2 separate regions of the Homo sapiens genome follow, and region 1 is linked to region 2. A link is an interaction called in ENCODE POLR2A ChIA-PET data of the cell type or tissue named here. Cell type or tissue: OCI-LY7. All regions are shown on one strand. Each heading gives the region's core, and the rest is flanking DNA. Links, peaks and the distances in the headings are about the cores only.

Region 1 (10,170 bases), core at 1,322-9,321, 400 kb before region 2:
TTGAACCTGGGAGGCAGAGGTTGCAGTGAGCCAATATCGCGCCACTGCACTCCAGCCTGGTGATAGAGCGAGACTCCATCTCATAAATAAATAAATAAATAAATATCATCTATCTACTTATTCTTGCAACTAAGAAAAACATCAGCAATTATTTGTACATTGAGGATGTATATTTTCTTAACTCTAGAGGAAAATAATTTTATTTTAATGTTTACATGATTCTTTCCAGGCCTGATTCAGCAGAAGGCTCAAAACTTTAAAAATGAGAAAGTTCTCACAAGATTCCCCATGATTTTCAGTTAGTATCAATCTATAAAATCTGTTTTCATCCCATCATGTCCTCCTACCTACACAATCACTATCCATCAATTTTCCCTTCTGTCTTAAATCTTCATAATTCTCCTTTCATTGAGGCAGTACACAAAAGACTCCACAGAAATAATCTTTCCATTGAAAATGAGCAAAGGCCACATAGAAATACTCTTTAAAAAAATAAGCAAATATGTGTAAGTATGTTTAACTTCACCTATGAACACATACACATTTAAGTAATACCATTTTCCCCTATCAGACTGTCATAGATGAAAAGATTCTTGATATTGTTTAAGATTTCTGAAGCACTGGAGGAAATAAGCACAAGGACACACATACACACAAAGTGAAACATCTTTTTGGAGGGCAAACTGACAATGTGTAACAAAATTGCAAACGTACATATCCTTTGACACAAAAAGTACGCTTCCAGGATGTAGTCTAAGAAATTAAACCAACTTTAAATACAAGGAGATCGAGTAGACCAGTGCCAGTCCGTGGCCCTGTTAGGAACCAGGCTGCATGGCAGGAGGTGAGCAGTGGGTAAGCAAGCATTACCACCTGAGTGCCACCTGAAAGATCAGTGGCAGCATTAGATTCTCACAGGAGTGCAAACCCTATTACTGTGCATGTGAGGGATCTAGCCTACATCTAATACTTGATGATCTAGGGTGGAACAGTTTCATCCTGAAACCATCCTCCACCCCTGGTACATGGAAAAATTGTCTTCCATGAAATGGGTCCCTGGTGCCAAAAAAGTTGGGGACTGCAGGAGTACTGTATTAATTATAGTATTAAAATACAAAATAATTTTTGTGTATATTGATAATGGCTAAATTGAATACTATAGAAATATTTAAAATTGATGAGATATATTTAAGTTGAAACAAGATGTTCATGCTCTATTAAGCAATAAAAAGAGGCTTCTTTTTTTGAGACGGAGTCTCACTCTGTCTCCCAGGCTGGAGTGCAGTGGTGCAGTCTCAGCTCACTGCAACCTCCATCTCCCAGGTTCAACTGGTTCTCCTGTCTCAGCCTTCCGAGTAGCTGGGATTACAGGCGTCCGTCACCAAGCCCGGCTAATTCTTTGTATTTTTAGTAGAGATGGGGTTTCACCATGTTGGCCAGGCTGGTCTCAAACTCCTGATCTCAGGTGATCCGCCCACCTCGGCCTCTCAAAGGGCTGGGATTACAGGCATGAGGCACCACGCCCAGCCATAAGAGGAAGCTTAGAGCACAATTTGATTGCATTTCTAAAATATGTCCTAATACACATTTTTGAGCTGTAGAAAATTAAACCATCATTACTGGTTATCTCCACAGACACCTCTAAAGTAGAATTAAAAAAAAATTTTAAGCAATAAGTGTATTTTCTTTTTAAAAAAATTTGCTTTAATGAAATTGTTTTGCTTTGATTACTACTTTTTGCTGATTACAAAATACACATGGCTCATTTTAAAAAGATAGGGAAGGGCCAGGAGTGGTGGCTCATACCTGTAATCCCAGCACTTTGGGAGGCCAAGGCAGGCAGATCACCTGAGGTCAGGAGTTCAAGACCAGCCTGGCCAACATGGTGAAACCCCGTCTCTACAAAAAATACAAAAAATTAGCTGGGCGTTGTGGCAGGTGCCTGTAATCCCAGCTACTTGGGAGACTGAGGCAGGAGAATCGCTTGAACTCAGGAGGCGGAGGTTGCAGTGAGCCAAGATCGTGCCATTGCACTCCAGCCTGGACAACAAGAGTGAAACTTCGTCTCAAAAAAAAAAAAAAAAAAAAAAAGAGGGTCGGGGGGTGGCCAGGCGCGGTGGCTCATGCCTATAATCCCAGCACTTTGGGAGGCCGAGGTGGGTAGATCACAAGGTCAGGAGATCAAGACCATCCTGGCTAACATGGTGAAACCCCATCTCTAGTTTGGTGTGATTTCTTAATCCCTATCTCAAGCCTAACTTTCTAAGTCTCAGATATGCATTTCTGCATATGTGTCACCCAGTCCTCAAATATTCACAAACTCTATCTTACCTGCCTTCCCAACCACTCTCCCTAGTCCTATATTTACTATCTCAATTAACTCATTTATGCCTAGTGTTCCATTATTGGAACGCTAGGCTGGTGGGAGTTATTTATATACACTGCTCGAGGTCATCACCAAGGTCTGATTTTTCACAAAAAAATTTGCAGCTTCCGGCATAAATGGGTTTACATCTTCCTCATTTATAAGGTCTCTTCAAGCTGGCACATTTAGTCATCTTTGACTTCTTCCCATCAAATAATTAGTGACTAAATCCTGCCTAAAGTCTATGTCTAAAATTTCTAATTTACCCTGTCCTCTCTCCATCTCACTTCCATTTTCAGAGCTAAGACCAAAGGCCCTGCTACTTCTGACCTGGACAATTCAGCCTTTCTTGAGTACCCATTACATACCACACACAGTGAAAGGAATTAGAATATGAGGACTAAAAAGCAAAGTAATACCCTTACACCTATCTTGGGAGAGAGAAATGGAAGAATAAAGTACAACATGATAAGTATTACAATTAGAGCAAAATCTACAAGATGTCAACTTCTTTCCTATTTGATCTAATCTTACAATACAACCCGAATTCTCTTTCTGGAATATAAACTAGATTATGTCACTCTGTTGTAAAACTCCTGATGATTCGACCCCATTGCCTACAGGATAAAGTCCAAATGCTTTAATATATGCAAACACTTCACAATTTCGTCCCAACTTACCTAAAAGCTTCATTCTATTACTTTTCTTTCACTTCACATCCTATGACCCAGTCATGTATAACTAAATGCTGCTGTGATATGCTGGGCACTTGCACAGTATCTAGTGATTGTGTATCCTGCACAAGCTCTTCTTCCTTATGTCTACCAGCAGAAATCCTGTCCTATCATCAAATCATACCTCCTCTTTGAAGCCTTTATTAACCTTCTCTGCCAATGTAGTTTCCATACAATCTGGTTTTTTGTTTGTTTGAGACACGGTCTCACTCTGTCGCCCAGGCTGGAGTGCAGTGATGTGATCTTGGCTCATGGTAGCATCAGGCTCCCAGGCTCAAGCCATCCTCCCATCTCAGCCTCCCAAGTAGCTAGGACTACAGGTGCATACCACCACACCCAGCTAATTTTTGTATTTTTTGTAGAGACGAGGTTTTGCCACGTTGCTCATGTTGGTATTGAAATCCTAAGCTCAAGTCATCTGCCTGCCTTGGCCTCCCAAAGTGCTGGGATTACAGGCATAAGCCACTACACCCAGCCCCCAATCTGCTATATTATCACTTTGTATTGCAATTTGTTTTTCTCTGTCTACCACTAGACTGTGGTATTTGTAGAGACAAAAACTATATCTTCTTATTTCTATCCTTCCCAGAGTCTAGTATCAGTAAATATTCAAGAAATAGTTGTTAAATGTATGATGAAGGCTGGGTGCAGTGGCTCACGCCTGTAATCCTAGCACTTTGGGAGGCTGACGTGGGCAGATCACCTGAGGTCAGGAGTTCGAGACCAGCCTGGCCAACATGGTGAAACCCTGCCTCAACTAAAAATAAAAAATTAGCCGGGCATGGAGGCACACGCCTGTAATCCCAGCTACTTGGGAGGCTGAGACAGGAGAATCACTTGAACCCGGGAGGCAGAGGTTGCAGTGAGCCGAGATTGTGCCACTGCACTCTAGCCTGGGCAAAAAGAGCAAAACTCCATCTAAAAGAAAAAAAAAAAAGAAAACTGTATAATGGGGTGGAAACATTTGCAGAGAACCAAAATGCACTATCGTTACTTTTTTTTTTTTTTTTTTTTTTTTGCTGTTTGGAACCGATAGGTCTACTATCTACCACCACCCCCACATAAACCTGGAGCCCAAAGAAAGTATGCTTTATTTTCCCCCCTCTTCCTATTCATCAGCTTTTTATCCTTCCATCTCATAAATAACAGTAAACAATACAGAAAGAATCCCTGCCCTTTAAAGGGCTTATATTCAAGTAAGGAGAGGCAATTAATAGGGAAACATACATATGGTCATTTCAGATAGTGATGAATGCAATGAATAAAATAAAGCAGTTTGACGAGACAGGATGTGCTAGAGAAGAAACGTGCTATTTTAAATGAGAATGAGGAACAAGTGATAGAATGTTTCTCTGAGAAGGTAAGACATAAGCTGAGGCCTAAAGGATGAGAAACAACCCACTACGCAAAATTTTAGGGAAATAATTCTGCAAGCAGAAGGAATTGCAAGTGTAAAGGCTCTGAAGCAGAAATGCACACGGTTGGTCAGGTGTGGCGGCTCACATCTGTAATCCCAACACTTTGGAAGGCCAAGGCAGGAGAATCGCTTGAGGCCAGGAGTTCAAGACCAGCCTGCAAAACATCATCTCTACAAAACATTTAAAAATAAAAAAATTAGCTGGGCGTGTTCTTATGCACTAGCTATTAAGGAGGCTGAAGTAGGAGGATCGCTTGAGCCTGGGAGTTGGAGGCTGCGTGAGCTATGATCATGCCACTGCACTCCAGGGCGGGTAACAGAGCAAGACCCTGTCTCTCAAAAAAAAAAAAAGAATAAGAAGAAATGCACTTGGCTGTTTGACAGACTGTGTGTCTAGGAAAGGAAATTAGTTTAGAGAAGCAGAGCTTTGTAGGTGGTAGCCATGATGTAGGCTGACTGCACCTGCCTTGACTTTGGAATTTTGTAGTTTACAATCTTCTCCTCGCTAATATTAGAACAAGAAAATGACGGAATGGGGTATGCAGCCCACTCTATTGTCAGGAAGATGCCAGATAATTCTGAAAGTATCTTTTCTAGATACAAGGCCATAACAGTATGGTCCCAGGGCTAATGAAAACTTGATAAGCAGAGAAGAGTAAAAGCACATGAAAAGAAAGACAAGTTCTTCTGACTACAGGCAAGTCCAAATGAGAAACATCAAAATTATCTCAGATTCAAAGAGGAAACAAAACACAATACTACTCTGAAAATATATATGGGCTATAAATGTATGCTTTTAACTGAATGAATTTTTCCCTTCCCACGTAAACTTATAATACAAATCTAGACTTCAGTGATTAAACAGATTTCCACTTTTAATTCACCAAGGTTTTTCTTCACTTTCACAGAAATGAAACAATTGTCTGATGTTTTGAGAATTCAAAGATTTAGATGCTTTAGAAACTGCCTCTTAGCAATCATTTTATGGATGTTTATGTCATAATTATTTAATCCATCCAAGTAGTACTGTGATGTTACAGTCAATTTATGACATAAAGAAATATTCACAGAACTATTCGTTAAAGCAACTCTGTGATTGCTAGAAAGTAAAGCAGTAATTACACATCTTACTCGTATTGTAAGTAGCATCTGCTGGCTTTGGTAACCCGAACACAATTCTAAATATAAAGATCCTTTCATTATCCTAATTAAGTCCTGAATTTCCAGGTTGTCAGCCTTCTAACAGTAAAAATAAATCCATTCTCATCATTCTTAAATTCAAATGGTCTCTGGCTAGTATAGTGATGTTTCTCCAAGGCTCTCTATGGGGGATCAGAGATAAGATTTTGTCCATGTTCTCTATGCAGGACCATCACAAGTAGCAGAGGTGGTCAGGCGTAGTGGCTCAGCCTGTAATCCCAGCACTTTGGGAGGCCGAGGCGGGTGGATCACTTGAGGCCAGGAGGTCAAGACCAGCCTGGCCAATATGGCAAGAGCCCGTCTCCACAAAAATACAAAAAAAAAAAAAATAAGCTGGGCATGGTGGCACATGCCTGTAAGTCCCAGCTACTCTGGAGGATGAGGCACAAGAATCACTTGAACCTGGGAAGAGGAGGTTGCAGTGAGCTGAGATCGCACCACTGCACTCCAGCCTGGGTGACAGAGCAACACTCCATCTCAAAAAGAAAAAGAAGTAGCAGAGGTAACAAACATAATTACATTATGTTCCCACCCTCCCACCACTCCCCCCAAAGGGCCAAAGTTTCTTACAATGAGTCTTCACATTAATCCACAGTCTCAAGAGCTATGAAGGAAAAGAAAACACTTTAGCCTAAAAGATGACCTTTCCACATTCTCCAGGCTAATTTCCAACTTCATATATTTATACGGCCTTTTATTTTCTCTATCCCACTCATCAAGGGAGAGCCATTAAAAAGTATATAAATGGCCGGGCGCGGTGGCTCACGCCTGTAATCCCAGCACTTTGGGAGGCCGAGGCGGGCGGATCACGAAGTCAGAGGATCAAGACCATCCTGGCTAACATGGTGAAACCCTGTCTCTACTAAAAATACAAAAACAAAATTAGCCGGGCGTGGTGGCGGATGCCTGTAGTCCCAGCTACTTGGGAGGTTGAGGCAGGAGAATGGCATGAACCCGGGAGGCAGAGCTTGCAGTGAGCCGAGATCGCGCCACTGCACTCCAGCCTGGGCGACAGAGTAAGACTCCATCTCAAAAAAAAAAAAATTTTATATATATATATAAATACCCAATGTACCTTCTTCCCAATCTCACATTTTTAGACAGATTAATTTTGTCATTATTTTCCATCTCACCCATAAATTCATAATTGAAATAGAAAATCCATTGCCTTAGTTGGGAAATAAAATTGCCTAACTTCTCCTTGGAGTTCTAACTTAATTCTAATGCTGGAAACTCCAGGAAGAAACGCAAACAAATTATCTTTTGGAAAATTTCTCCAAACAGGATGTACTGTATATCCTTGCAGACTAAGCCTGGGTATTACTGAGTAAGGATTTACTCTTTTCTTTTCAGGGGCAGAGTCTGAATTAAACCAAGGCCTTATGTCCTTCTTAAAAGACCAACAGCATCTGCATCACCTGGAATTTGTAAAAATATGCAGAATTTGGGGCTCCACCTCAGACATCCTAAATCAGAGTCTGCATTTTACTGATATCTGTATGCAACTCTATGTTCATCAGAAAATCTCAGAACTGGTAGAAAACTTAAAAGCCCATCGCACACACATAAAGAGAGATGAGCCTTGGATAACAAATAATTGATAATGACTATAGTGCCCCTTCACAAATTATTTCTTAACAACAGGTTCTCCTTAAGAAAAATTTCTTGTAAAACTATAAACGGCTTGTCTTGAAACACACCAAAGCTTATCATAGGTATTGTTGTTAGTAGAAGTCACTGACATAACCAAGTGCTTACCTAATCTGAGCTCTCCGAAGTTCCCACATCCTATCTTCTTGCCAACCCTGAAGTTGGGTCCCACCATAAGAACCCCAGAGGACGATGAGGAGCCAGATGGTCGAGAGCAGTGTGCACTCCTTTGTGCCATGGGTTTAGTTGTCCGTTGTCTTTCATCCTTTTCCCTACTAGGATGGTCCATGATCCTACAGGACAGAGTCTCCTATAGTACAGCAAGTAGCTTCAGTATGTATACCTCTCTTCAATACAAAAGTATGTCCAAATAAATTGTAGTCAGAGAAAGGTAAGGAGTTCTTTTAGCACCATATTTGTTTGTAATGTATCTCCGGGAGATGAAAAACCATTTATTTGTTCCCGTAGGAAATGTAGTCACTAGGTCTCAATCTTAGGTGAACATCTTGTAACCTAGGTAAAAATCAAGAAAACATGTAGTTAAAAATTAAATTTTGAAACAAATTCAGAAAGTCACTACCAATTAGAATGAATCCTATCCAAAGGTGAGCAAAATGCATAGCTTCTGAAATGGGTTTTGGTTTTCTATCCTCCAATAGTTTAACCATCTGGATTAGTTATTCACATAGTATCATAAGCTCAGTAGGCTGCAAACCATAGAAGCTACAGAAACACACAAGCCTTTAATATAGAATGCTTTCTTCTAGTAATGTATCTATGACCAAAAAGAAAGACAATTGTTTTTCATCACTGGCTAACAGAAATACAGAGCAGTGCTAAAATCAAGTTAAAGAAACTGAGGATGATTTAATTTTAAGCTCTTCCTTTTAATTTCGCCAAAACTTATAAGAAATTAGACTATTCACTCCCCCATTCCCCTATCCAAGCATTTACCAAGCACTAGCAAGAATTATGTAATCTTCAGTTACCAATCAACACAGACAACCTCTATGAAGGAACTTCCAAAACTCTATTGGTATTAAGTAGTCCTAAAGTTCTGAAAAGCTAAACTTTTGGTGGTTTTTGCTGTATGCTGAGTATGCAATGACAGAGTGCCAAAAAGAGATCCTTTGCAGAACCCCAAAGTGAAAATAAAGCAAAAAAAAAAAAAAAATCTTAAGCGTAACATTCATCTCTACCAGAATTCTGCAGTGTCCAAATTCAGGACTGAGCCCAACACAAATGTTTGCAATGAGATAATTTTGATGCTATATTTGATTATCCATGTGAGTATTCTTAACAAAAAAAAAAATACTGCTATCACCAATCACATACTAAACACACACTTATATTTCACTTTCATAAATGTTTTCCTTAAAACTTAAGTGAAAAGAAGGCCAGGTGTGGTGGCTCACGCCTGTAATCCCAGCACTTTGGGAGGCCAAGGCAGGCAGATCACCTGAGGTCAAGAGTTTGAGACCACCTGGCCAACATGGCAAAACCCTGTCTCTACTAAAAATATAAAAATTAGCTGGACGTGGTGGCAGGCACCTGTAATCCCAGCTACTCGGGAGGCTGAGGCAGGAGAATAGCTTGAACCTAGGAGGTGGAGGTGGCAGTGAGCCGAGCTCGTGCTACTGCACTCCCACCTGAGTGACAGAGTGAGACTCCGTCTCAAAAAAAAAAAGAAAGAAAGAAAGAAAACTTAAGAGAATTAGAACAAATGTCAAATGTTTGGTTATTATCACCAATTATACAACAAAGCAAAGACACCTATACTCTAAACTTCCTGAGGACCTGTAATTCCCTACTAAAGTAACAGGTAAAAAGCTGTCAGCTGACTGTACAAGTGGGCACATAATCCAATAATACAATCTGTTTGCTTTATTTATTTATTTATTTATTTTTGAGATGGAATTTCGCTCGTTGCCTAGGCTGGAGTGCAATGGCGAGATCTCGGCTAGCTGCAACCTCTGCCTCCCAGGTTCACGCGATTCTCCTGCCTCAGCCTCCCAAGTAGCTGGAATTACAGGTGCCTGCTACCACACCCAGCTAATTTTTTGTATTTTTAGTAGAGACGGGGTTTCACCATGTTGGCCAGGCTGGTCTCGAACTCCTGACTTCAGGTGATCCAACCACCTCAGCCTCCCAAAGTGCTGGGATTACAGGCGTGAGCCACCATGCCTGGCCTCTGATTGCTTTATTATAGTTTAAATAAACTGCTTTTCATTTTTGTTTTCTTTGCTTTACAATAGATTTACATTTATAATGTATATTCTGTAAAGGAAAAAAAAATCAAAGCGATCAAAGGAGGTCAGCAACTACTGAACTTCCTACATGAACAACATTAAGAATTCATATTTCCTCATTGTTTCTCCTATTTTCAAGTATATCCACTATCCCGGTTATCCTTGTCTTTTGCCTAAATCCCTCAAATGATATTAGAAAGAAAGAGAAAAAAATATCATAATTGTTGGGAGTATGTCTATACGTGAGACTGTCAACTATACTTCCTTCCATTATAAGTTAATATGAGGACAGAGGCAGAATGTGTCTTGGCCCAATTCAGTCAATTTATAAGTATTCAATGAACTCACACATTTTCAAAAATTATCACTACAATAGCCTCATTTATAAAGATTTGGAAACTATATTACATTGCCTATTTCTCTTCATATTTTTCATTTTTGCTCACTGTTTTTTCCAACAGATGGATGTTATTTTTATAATACTTTGCACTAATTTCTTCCATTGCACTTAGACTAGTATAACATTAGATGGAATAATCACACATAGCCCTCATT
Region 2 (10,357 bases), core at 1,083-9,082:
CATCCACTCCCTAATCTAGGCGATGCTGGGAGTCCCCTTAGGCCAGTGTCAGGGTAGCGTGGGATAGAGGCCATGCTGAAAACGCAGAGCTTCATGATGGCTAAAAGGAGCTGTCACTCACCAGGCACTAAGACCAGTTGATGGTGGTAAAAGCTAGCAAAACAGAAAGGGAAATATTTACCTAAATTGTCCACTAGGTGCCAAGTACAAAGTGCTGTCCCATATATTACCTTTATCATCATGACAAGCACTTGAGATGGTAATTAACAACTCCACTTTAAGTCTGAGAATAATGAAGCAACTGACCCAAGGCTCCAAAGACAGTGAATGGCAGAGATGAGATTCAAACCCAGGTCTCCCTGACTCGAAAGCCCACGCTTTCCCCCAACACCATGTTCTTTTCCTTCCCTGTCAGAAAGGGAAATACCAAAAACAAATGAGGGTATGTATGAGGGTTTGGCTGGAGCCCCAGTCAGCCAAAGTCTGATTCCAAGTGGACTGCAGGGTCCGTGTTATCTCCCTTGGGCACAATCTCAAAAGCCCAGAATTCAGCTGCCTTGCTAACCTTCCATCCCAGTCTTAGTGAGAAGCTAAACTAACTTCTGGGCCTCAATTACAGCAGATTAAAAGGCAACAAATGGTGCTGATATCTCTCCTCTAGTATTCCCAATAAGCCATGCAACAGCCTCAGCTGAAAGAGTCCTTCACAGTCCCCCCACTGGCCTAGGCTAAGAGCCAGAAGACTAAGAAAGTGATTATTCCCCTTGAGCAGCAGCACAGTGGAGTCTGAGAAAGCTCCAACCCCAGCCTTCCATCCCAGGGTCCTCCTTACCTTATATATTAGAGCTGAGAGAGAAGGATCCCTGCCGCCCCCTCGCCCACCGGGGATCTTCGACAGTGGGTGAGGGGCATCAGGAGCACCACAGAGGCCCTGGAACAATGTGCCTGCAGCACTGGAGCTGGGGACAGTTACTCAAAGGCAAAATACTACTGCAAGAGACAGAGAGGGTGAGACAGTAAACACCAAGACTTGACGATTTTTTTTTTTTTTGAGGCGGAGTCTCGCTCTGTCGCCCAGGCTGGAGTGCAGTGGCACGATCTCGGCTCACTGCAACCTCCACCTCCCAAGCTCAAGCGATTCTCCTGTCTCAGCCTCCCGAGCAGCTGGGATTTCAGGTGCACGCCACCATGCCCAGCTAATTTTTCTATTTTTAGTAGAGATGGGGTTTCACCATGTTGGCCAGGCTGGTCTCGAACTCCCGACCTCATGATCCACCCACCTCAGCCTCCCGAAGTGCTAGGACTATAGGCGTGAGCCACTGCGCCCGGCCAAGATGTAAAGATATAACTCAAATCCCACCCCCACCCCATCCTGGCTCTCTCTAAACAAGGGAAGGCTTATGAACGCTCCCAGCTGCCCCAGTCCTGTGGGCTTCAGCTTCCAGAACTACGCTGCTGTCTTAAGGGGAACCCACCGTGTTGCAAAGTCATGGGGAGGAAGTCTCAGGAGGGCCAAGGGACTCCAGCTGGGTTTATTTGACCGGAGGAGCACCTAGCAATCTTCTAACAAATCACTGTGGCACTGGGCAGACCTTGGAAATCACCAGGTCCTGGCTTACCTGCCAAGCCTCAAACCCTGTGCCAGTCTCTTTTCATTTCCCTATGGTGCCTCAACCACCTATGTGGCAGAATCAAAAAGGCCCACAGTTACAGGCTGGAGAGGGGAAGTCATATGGTCTGGGTACCCTGTTCCTGAGGAACTCTCAAGGCTACTTCCCCAGTGATGGCCCCATCCCCCTTCTGAGCAAAGGAACTGGGGTGAGAAACTTTTTTTTTTTTTTTTTTTTTTTGAGACAGAGTTTCACTCGTTTCCCAGGCTGGAGTGCAGTGGTACGCACTTGGCTCACTGCAACCTCTGCCTCCCAGGTTCAAGTGATTCTCCTGCCTCAGCCTCCCAAGTAGCTGGGATTACAGGCATGCGCCACCACGCCTGGCTAATTTTGTATTTTTTAGTAGAGACAGGGTTTCACCATGTTGGTCAGGCTGGTCTGGAACTCCTGACCTCCAGTGATCCGCTGGCCTCAGCCTCCCAAAGTGCTGGGATTACAGGCATGAGCCACCACACCCAGCTGGAGTGAGAAATCATTTAACCAAATCCCTCAATGGTTAAGAATAAAACTAAATCCAGGGATTTGGCTCCCAGAGCAGAGGTACACAATAGTACATAGAATACTGTGATGTCTGATTTGCCCCTGGTATGCACCAAATGCTGGGCCTTCTTGCCCTTCTTTGCTGATCCTTTCGTGACCTGAGCGTGGGAGGTCACATAATAGTGATGTGGTCAGAACACACACTCAGATGTGCTGGGTGCAGGCTATGTGCTGGGAGAGGAGGATACGTGCTATGACCTGAGTAAAGAATCCAATAATCAGACAGATTATAGCAGGTAAAAGGCTCCTAAAAGAGCTGTCACCTTACTGGCCACCTTGATTTTCGGATGGACCCAACAGGGCTGTAGATCTGCTCAACTGTCTTTGAATCCAATTTAGTGGTTCCTTAGACTGAGATGTAGTTCATTCCCTAGGCCAAGGGCAAGTGAAACAGAGAAGGAGGTAAATTGTGTGTGTGTGTACACACCACGACTCAGCAACAGGCCTGTTCCCCAGCCACCACACATCAGCCTCAGAGCAGCTGGAATGCACTGGATACATTTAGCGGGTATTGCAGTGGTGTGCTGGGGCCAGCTCACACAATCGTGCACATCTCTTGCCAAATATGTGTTTAATGATGTCATGTTGGTAGCCTGAATTGGCCAAAGGAGGAGTATTTACACTGCGAAAGTCCCCAAATGCTGTAAGTCAGGGCTTTTTTTTCCCTGAAAGCCATTGTAAAACGGTGTGAGGTAACTATTCTTCACACTGTCCTTTGCTTTATATAGCATGGCATGCCAATTTTGGATTCTTCTAAATGAAGAGCAACAAAACTGAATTCACACCTAACATGGCAATGGTACAGTAACCAAAGGGGCAGTCCTATTAGCAGAACTGTATCTGCACTCCAGCTGAAAATGCAAGTCCAAACCCGTCACTGCTCAGCTCCTAGGGTCTGTTCTCTCAAAGATTTCAACTGGGGGCCTACAAGTATACTTGGAAATTTCTTTGAGAAATGGATTTCCCAGGGAAGTGTCCATGGGTGAGGAGCAGCATCAGTATCTAGGGGTGCACTTTGGGAGGCCGAGGAGGGAGGATCACTTGAGCTCAGGAGTTCAAGACCAGCCTGGCCAACATGGCGAAACCCCACCTCTACTAAAAGTACAAAAATTAGCCGGGCGTGGTGGCAGGTGCCTGTAATGCCAGGTACTCAAAAGCCTGAGGCAGAAGAATTTCTTGAACCCAGGAGGTGGAGGCTGCAGTTAGCCGAGATTGTGCCACTACACTCTAGCCTGGGTGACAGAGCCAGATTCCTCCCCCCCAAAAAAAAAAAAAAAAAATCTAGGGGTGTAACCACATATCTACCTCTTCCCTCCTCTGGAAAACCTCAGGTCATCCTCACCTCCTCCACTCTCGGCCTCATCAACAGCTGTTAACAGAAAAGGCTGAACTGGGCGCAGTGGCTCATGCCTGTAATCCCAACACTTTGGGAGACAGAGACGGGTGGATCACTTGAAGTCAGGAGTTTGAGAGCAGCCTGGCCAATATGGTGAAACCCCATCTCTACTAAAAATACAAAAAAATTAGCCGGGTGTGGTGGTGTGCACCTGTAGACCCACCTACTCAGGAGGCTGATGCAGGAGAATCACTTGAACCTGGGAGGTGGAGGCTGCAGTGAGCCAAGATTGTGCCACTGCACTCCAGCCTGGATGACAGAGCGAAACTTCAGCTCAAAACAAAAACGGCCAGGCGTGGTGGCTCACGCCTGTAATCCCAGCAGTTTGGGAGGCCAAAGTGGATGGATCACCTGAGGTCAGGAGTTTGAGACCAGCTTGGCCAACATGGTGAAACCCCGTCTCTACTGAAAACACAAAAATTAGCCGGGTGTGGTGGAGCGTGCCTGTAGTCCCAACTACTAAGGAGGCCGAAGCAGGAGAATCGCTTGAACCCGGGAGGTGGAGGTTGCAGTGAGCCAAGACCACGCCACTGCACTCCAGCCGGAGCAACAAGAGCAAAACTCTGTCTCAAAAAAACAAAAACAAACAAAAAAACAGAAAGGGCTTAACAGAGGACTATGCTACTGTTTTCAAGGACAGGAGTTATTTTCTGCTGGGGACAATGAGCTATTGTGATTCCCCCTTCCAATGTGTTAAGGGGCAGAATAACAGTGTCCAGACTAGAAAAAATAAGACAAGAGTTTGGTGAGGGGAGTTTCCCCAAGCAAATGCACACACATGCACCACATCATATGATTCCGTTCTCATTCCCCAATGATCACTTCTCTGTGCTGAGGTTCCTGCAGGGGCATAAGGAGGGCTGGACCACGGGAGAAAGCTGGTTTGCTTCTATTGGTCAGTGGAGCTACCCAAAGATGGGGCAAACCCCTCTGGGATAGACAGATTATCATCTTGTATACAGAGAATTAATTAGGTTCACAAAATAACCCTATCAATCACCAAGCCCTTGCAATTCTAGAATTCTGGTGCCAGGCTCCTACTTCCAAAGGAATTATTCCTCAAATGGTCTTTAGATGAGCGAGCTGCATTCAACCTCTGCCCTGCATCCCAACTACCATCTTGATTCTTAGCTAATTTTTACTTGCAAACAGCAGAAGCAATGGGCCAACTCACTGAAAAGACAAGAATAAAGTGAGGATTTTTTTTTAGACCATAATACCCTTTGTCTTCCTAGAAGTAATCCCTGGAGCCTGCCTGCCCTGTGTCCAGCACTAATCTATGAGCTTGTGATATTTCTTTCTTTAAGCTAGTCATATTTAGCAGTGGGGCTTGTGATATTTCTGGTTTCCTGATCTCTCTCCTCTTCAAATAAACGCAAGATATCTACGCCATGGTAACATGTCATTTACTTCCCCATTCTCACATACAAGGATCCTGGAGGCTCTCTGCTCCTCCCCCATAAATCTGCGCAGATAAGCAAGTGTGTGTGTGAGTGGGGGTGGAGGGGTGTTTCAAGCCCCCACTCTGGGAACTAGTTCCAGTTCCCTAAAAGAAACAGCTGGGGTTTGCGATAAGTTTAGTAGACAGTAGATCACAATAATTATCTTCATCGTCCACATAAAGCATCTGTTATTAGTTACTTGCTGTGAATGGCAAATTGCTTCTCTTCCAAAAAACCTGTCATTTCTGAAGTGAGAAAGGAAGGGGGATGGGTACGTATGTGGTAGTTAAAGACATTAAGGGGCATGAAATTACCCAGTAATGGCCTTCTCTTCTGATAATGGCTTTAGTGTTCAAATGGTATTGAAGCTACGCCACCAAGCTCATTAGGAATAATGAATCCTGGAAGAATTTAAGCACAACAGACAGTGACTTCTAAACACAAGTCTTCCTATCATAAGATCCAAACCAGGTTGGGTTTCATATTCAGTTTAGTCTTGTTTCTAACTGGCTCCTATCCCCAGCTTTTTCCAATCCTTCCTCACCTCCTGGTCACACCACTTGAGGGCAGGCATTGTTTAATCTCAACCACCTAAAGGATGATTTAAGAAACAGGCTGGGCATGGTGGCTCATCCCTGTAATCCCAGCACTTTGGGAGGCTGAGGTAGGAGAATTGCTTGAACCAGGGAGGCGGAGGTTGCAGTGAGCTGAGATCGTGCCACTGCACTCCAGCCTGGGTGACAGAGCGAGACTGTCTCAAAAAAAAAAAAAAAGAATCTCAGTCCTTTTCAGAGGCTGAAAAGATCAGGCTGATTAAGGAAAATCAAATGTATCAGACCGAACCCAAACATCCAGCTGGGCTGGTCCTGCTTTGGAAGAGAAAAAAATACATATATCCCATGCCAGAAACTAAGGTGTCAGGTATCCAGCATACAAGGCAATTCGGAAGAGAGATGGAAGATTAGAGCCAATCTGTTAGTGCCTTTTATTTTCTCAGTGATAGGACATGCCCTTGGAAACACTCCTCAGAATACATATGAGTGCTACTAACATATCACATCCTGCTGCCTCTAATTTAAAGTGTCTGTGAAACTGTTGTCTGAAATGCCCTTAGCAGGTTACAATTTCACACACTGACTACAGACAGGCAGCGTATGCAGCAGATGTACAGCTGGGCAATGATGATGGTAAATAAAATTTTTATAATTCAAATGCTATTTCTAAATCTCTAGGGTACTTACTATTTAGAATTAACCTTAAGTCTCTTGATAAAAGTAAAGGATCTTCTGTTAAAGAATCACTTCCAGCCGGGCGCAGTGGCTCACGCCTGTAATCCCAGCACTTTGGAAGGCAGAGGCAGGCAGATCACAAAGTCAGGAGATCAAGACCATCCTGGCCAACATGATGAAACCCCGTCTCTACTAAAAATACAAAAATTAGCTGGGCGTGGTGGTACACGCCCGTAGTCCCAGCTACTTGGGAGGCTGAGGCAGCAGAATCGCTTGAACACGGGAGGCAGAGGTTGCAGTGAGCCAAGACTGCACCACTGCACTCCAGCCTGGCAAAAGAGCGAGACTCTGCCTCAAAAAAAAAAAAAAAAAAATTACTTCCAGCTGTCTTTAGTCAGTTTTGATTTACATACAGTTGGTCCTCTATATCCACAGGTTCCACATTCGTGGATTTGACCAACCATGGATCAAAAATACTCAGGAAAAAAATAAACAACAGCATAATAAAAAAAAGTACAAATAAAAAGAGCACTAAAACTATTTACATAGCATTTACATTGTGTTATGCATTATAAGTAATCTAGAGATAATTTAAAGTATATGGGAAGATATATGTAGGTTATATGTAAATACTACACTATTTTATATAATGGACCCTTGGATTTTGGTAAGGGGAAGGTCCTGAAAGCAATCCCCCACAGATGGCTACCAAAAGAGTACAGAGTACACAGAGAAGAGATTCCATATAAAAGTAATTCTGTGAGTAACTTCCACTTAGCTACATCTAAAAAATACTTGAATTCAAATTCTCCTTAATATACTTCTGATCATGTTTCACTTGAATCAGTAGCCTCCTTCGCTCATTCAATTCTGCACCCTTTCTCTCTGGTTTCTATTACCTGTCAGAGAAAGTCAGATGGCCTTGGTATTAGCTACCTTTTGGTATCAATTGAAGACATGAAAACCACATTCCCAACACAGTTCTACATTCATTTCCCCCTCTCAACCTCTTCTGACCCATTCTTGTCTCAGGCCCTGCCTCATAGAACACCCAAAGGTGCCCTCACTTCCCTCATACAGGTAGCTTTTACTCTGAGACTAGGAATGTCTTTGATGACTAATCCCTACGCAAAAAGATGTGCCATCACTTAGCAAAATAGAAAGTAAGAAAGGTGAGAGGGTGATGACCACCTCCAGTCTAGTGTGGCTGTAGAGGCTGATTTCCAGCTACCGATGCCCCTTCCATCTGAGAAAGGGCCCCTGGGCAGATGCCAGGCAAAAGTCATTTCACTAGGGCTATTCTGCGTTCCACAGGGACTCTTCTTGCTAAGCACAATTATAAAGAAAATGACATCACCACTCTGAATCACAGGCTGAAAGCAAAATTGGGTTTTGGTTGATTCTCCACAAGAAACACAGTTATAGTGATAGCTAGAATATCTGTGCCTTTGGGGTTTGCTTATCACACAGCTGATATTGGTACATATGCCAAAGGAACGCACAATCACATATGCTACCAGAGGTGAGTGGATAGCTAGGTAATCAAGCTTTAATATAAGACTTTACTTTTACATATTAAGTACCTCAATCTAGTTTGCAGAGTAAGGTCATCACACAGTGCCAGCCTCTTCCCAGGACAGAATTACATCATTGTTTATATAGTATCAAAGGACTAAGAAATTTTCTTAAGGTTTATCTTATACAAAGCATTTTACACTACTGCTGCTAACCGGACACTACCTGTTTTGTTCACTTTAAGTGACAAAATTCTTGCCTGCCTACTTGTCCCTTTCTTGTCTATAACTTTTTTTTTTTTTTTTAAGAGATGGGGCATCTCACTATGTTGCCCAGGCTGGTCTTGAACTCCTGGGCTCAAGCAATCGTCTCAGCCTCCCAAAGTGCTGGGATTACAGGTGTGAGCCACCATGCCTGGCCTGGTCTGTAACTTTGGCTTCATAACCTTCTAAATCATGGCACCAACTTGAATCAACACTGCATACTCTTTCAAAAAGGGATGAATTACTCATTTTGTTTTTCTAGAAATGCACATTTGTAACATCCCTCTATCCCACTCCTCAGTCCCCTTTTTTATATTTTTGAGCAGCTCTGAGGCTAAATTTGGATTTCTTGGCAGAGTGAGGAATTGCTATTATTAGCCCACACTGCTTTCTGAAGCATAGCTCTGATTTTGGGGGATTCCTGACTATACTAGGAGAGTCTGTGTCTGTCTCTCTCTCTCTCCTCTTTGACTCTCTCCTCTCTCTCTCCCCTCTCTCCTCTCCCCCAACCCTCCTACCATAGAGTGACCTTGAAGGCACATCATTGGAAAACTGGCTCTCCCTACCACCCCATGCCCAACAAGCCATATTGTCAATAAATAAGGAATAACTGAAACCAGACCCTTTAGGAAGAGACAGAAATTCCATTACCCAGGAAACCACTCAGTGAAGATGCTGATAGTTCTGATATGTTCTTATGCCCTGCCCCCTTCCCCCAAAAAACCACCTGCAGAACCAAATGTTTCTCCTCAAAGCCCATCAGCACAGATTGATAATAATATCACTATCAAGCCAGGGCTAGTGCTTCTCTACATACTGTACTGTCACAGGTACAAAGCAAGCCCTGGACAGATACTGTCTCCCTGCCCCCACAAATCCAGGGAGAAAAAGACCAGGAAGCTTGATTTCCTTGGATTTAAACCTCATGTTCAAAAAGGATAATAAAGGTGCTCGTACTTGTATCTTCTTCCCTCCCCCACCATCAGGAATTCTGACATTTTGGAAGTACCAATCAGAATAACACTGGAAAGGAAGAGCCTTGTTTTCAAAACATAGTGCCAGCTCCTCTGCAACTATTTCTTCCAGGAAACCAAGCCTCCACCTCCTGAGTTTTTCACTGGAGCCAGGGAAGCTGAAAATCCCATCCCCCACCCAATGGGAGCTAAATTCCCAGCCAGCTCCCCACTCTATGGATATGAAACACTCGAGAACACTGACTGGGAAGAACATCCGGCTCTTATCAGAATCCCTAGTTAGGACTCTACCAGGATTCCTTTTAGAAAGTTAGGGGCAGGCCCAAGGAATCTAGGAAACACGCTATGGAAATGGGATTGCCATCACTCAAAGAAACCAGACACCCTGCACACAACACCCCACCCCCAGGCCAAGTGGAGGAGCCTGATCCAAGGCCTAGCTCCTACCCAGGCCCTGGCAGGCCAGTTGGCTCCTCTCTCCACCTGCCTCTCATACAGCCAGGCCCCTCAAATTACCAACACGCTAAGCAAGGGCCCTGGAGACAAGCAAGCCTGTTTTGCCACTTAGGAAGCTGGAAAGAATTTTCGAGTCAAGTTAACCCAACCCCCTCTTCTTTTCACATGTAAGCACACTGGCTCAGCCAGAACTCAGGTCTTTCAACCTCACAGTTGGTGAAGACTCTTACATGTTGGTTCCAAGTTGCTCAACTCTCAGGGCTCAGCCTACAAAAGACTCGGCATTTCGACCAGCTCAGTCCAGAGGACTCCAGAGAATGACTGCTGAGACCACCCCACTTTCCAACCCCCACTACAGACACACAAAAAGAACAGAAAAAAAAGTCTATCTCACATACCCCTTGAGTGGGTTTTGTTGTAGGTCTCTCTGCTCCCCTCCACCCCTGTGCTTCATCCTGCCCTCTCTCATACCTGCCATCTATCCTCAGCACACACGGCGCCTTTGCCACAAGTAACACCTTTGCATCCAGCACTCTCCGTGTCTATATCCGCCTCCACCTCCTCAGCTCCCGAGGGGCTGGGTTACAGAAGATGGAGTGAAAGGGGGGAATGCAGAGGGGATGGACATGGAGAGTCTTGGAAAAGGAAACTCTAACAGCTGATGGGTTGTAGGGTAAAGAGAACATGGGAGGCAGGGATAACAGGTCAAATAAGACCATAACAAATTATCAAACGGCGAGTGAATTTTCTTCCTGCATGCAAAGAAGAAATGAGGGGGAGGGCACCAGTTAAGAGTCTGAGACTTGGGGGAAGAAAATGGCCAATGGCTGAGAACTGAGTACAGACAGGAACTTCAGAAGCTGTTGCAGGTA

What was found. ChIA-PET counts read pairs that join two places held together with the same protein. Peaks named below come from ENCODE experiments on the same cell type or tissue, not always from the same donor. Only the 100,000 strongest peaks of a DNase experiment are listed, where the experiment ranks them.
Region 1: POLR2A ChIA-PET joins it to region 2 with 12 read pairs; 4 of 35 experiments call an interaction of 5 or more read pairs at or near these places.

Annotation. Positions count from the first base shown.
Region 1 is chr15:64,292,845-64,303,014 of GRCh38, forward strand. CSNK1G1 (casein kinase 1 gamma 1) reads right to left here. Exons shown (of 12, transcript NM_022048.5): 2 at 7,475-7,879. The coding sequence starts at 7,655. Among named protein-coding and RNA genes, the nearest start is that of CSNK1G1, 58 kb to the right of the region's middle. In OCI-LY7, for the core only: no CTCF peak of the experiment used is centred there; no DNase peak of the experiment used is centred there.
Region 2 is chr15:64,690,602-64,700,958 of GRCh38, forward strand. It overlaps OAZ2 (ornithine decarboxylase antizyme 2), which reads right to left. Exons shown (of 5, transcript NM_002537.3): 2 at 833-990. Among named protein-coding and RNA genes, the nearest start is that of OAZ2, 7.5 kb to the right of the region's middle. RefSeq lists enhancers at 8,963-9,799, 9,800-10,357. In OCI-LY7, for the core only: no CTCF peak of the experiment used is centred there; a DNase peak (open chromatin) is centred at 5,090; H3K27ac peaks cover 706 bases.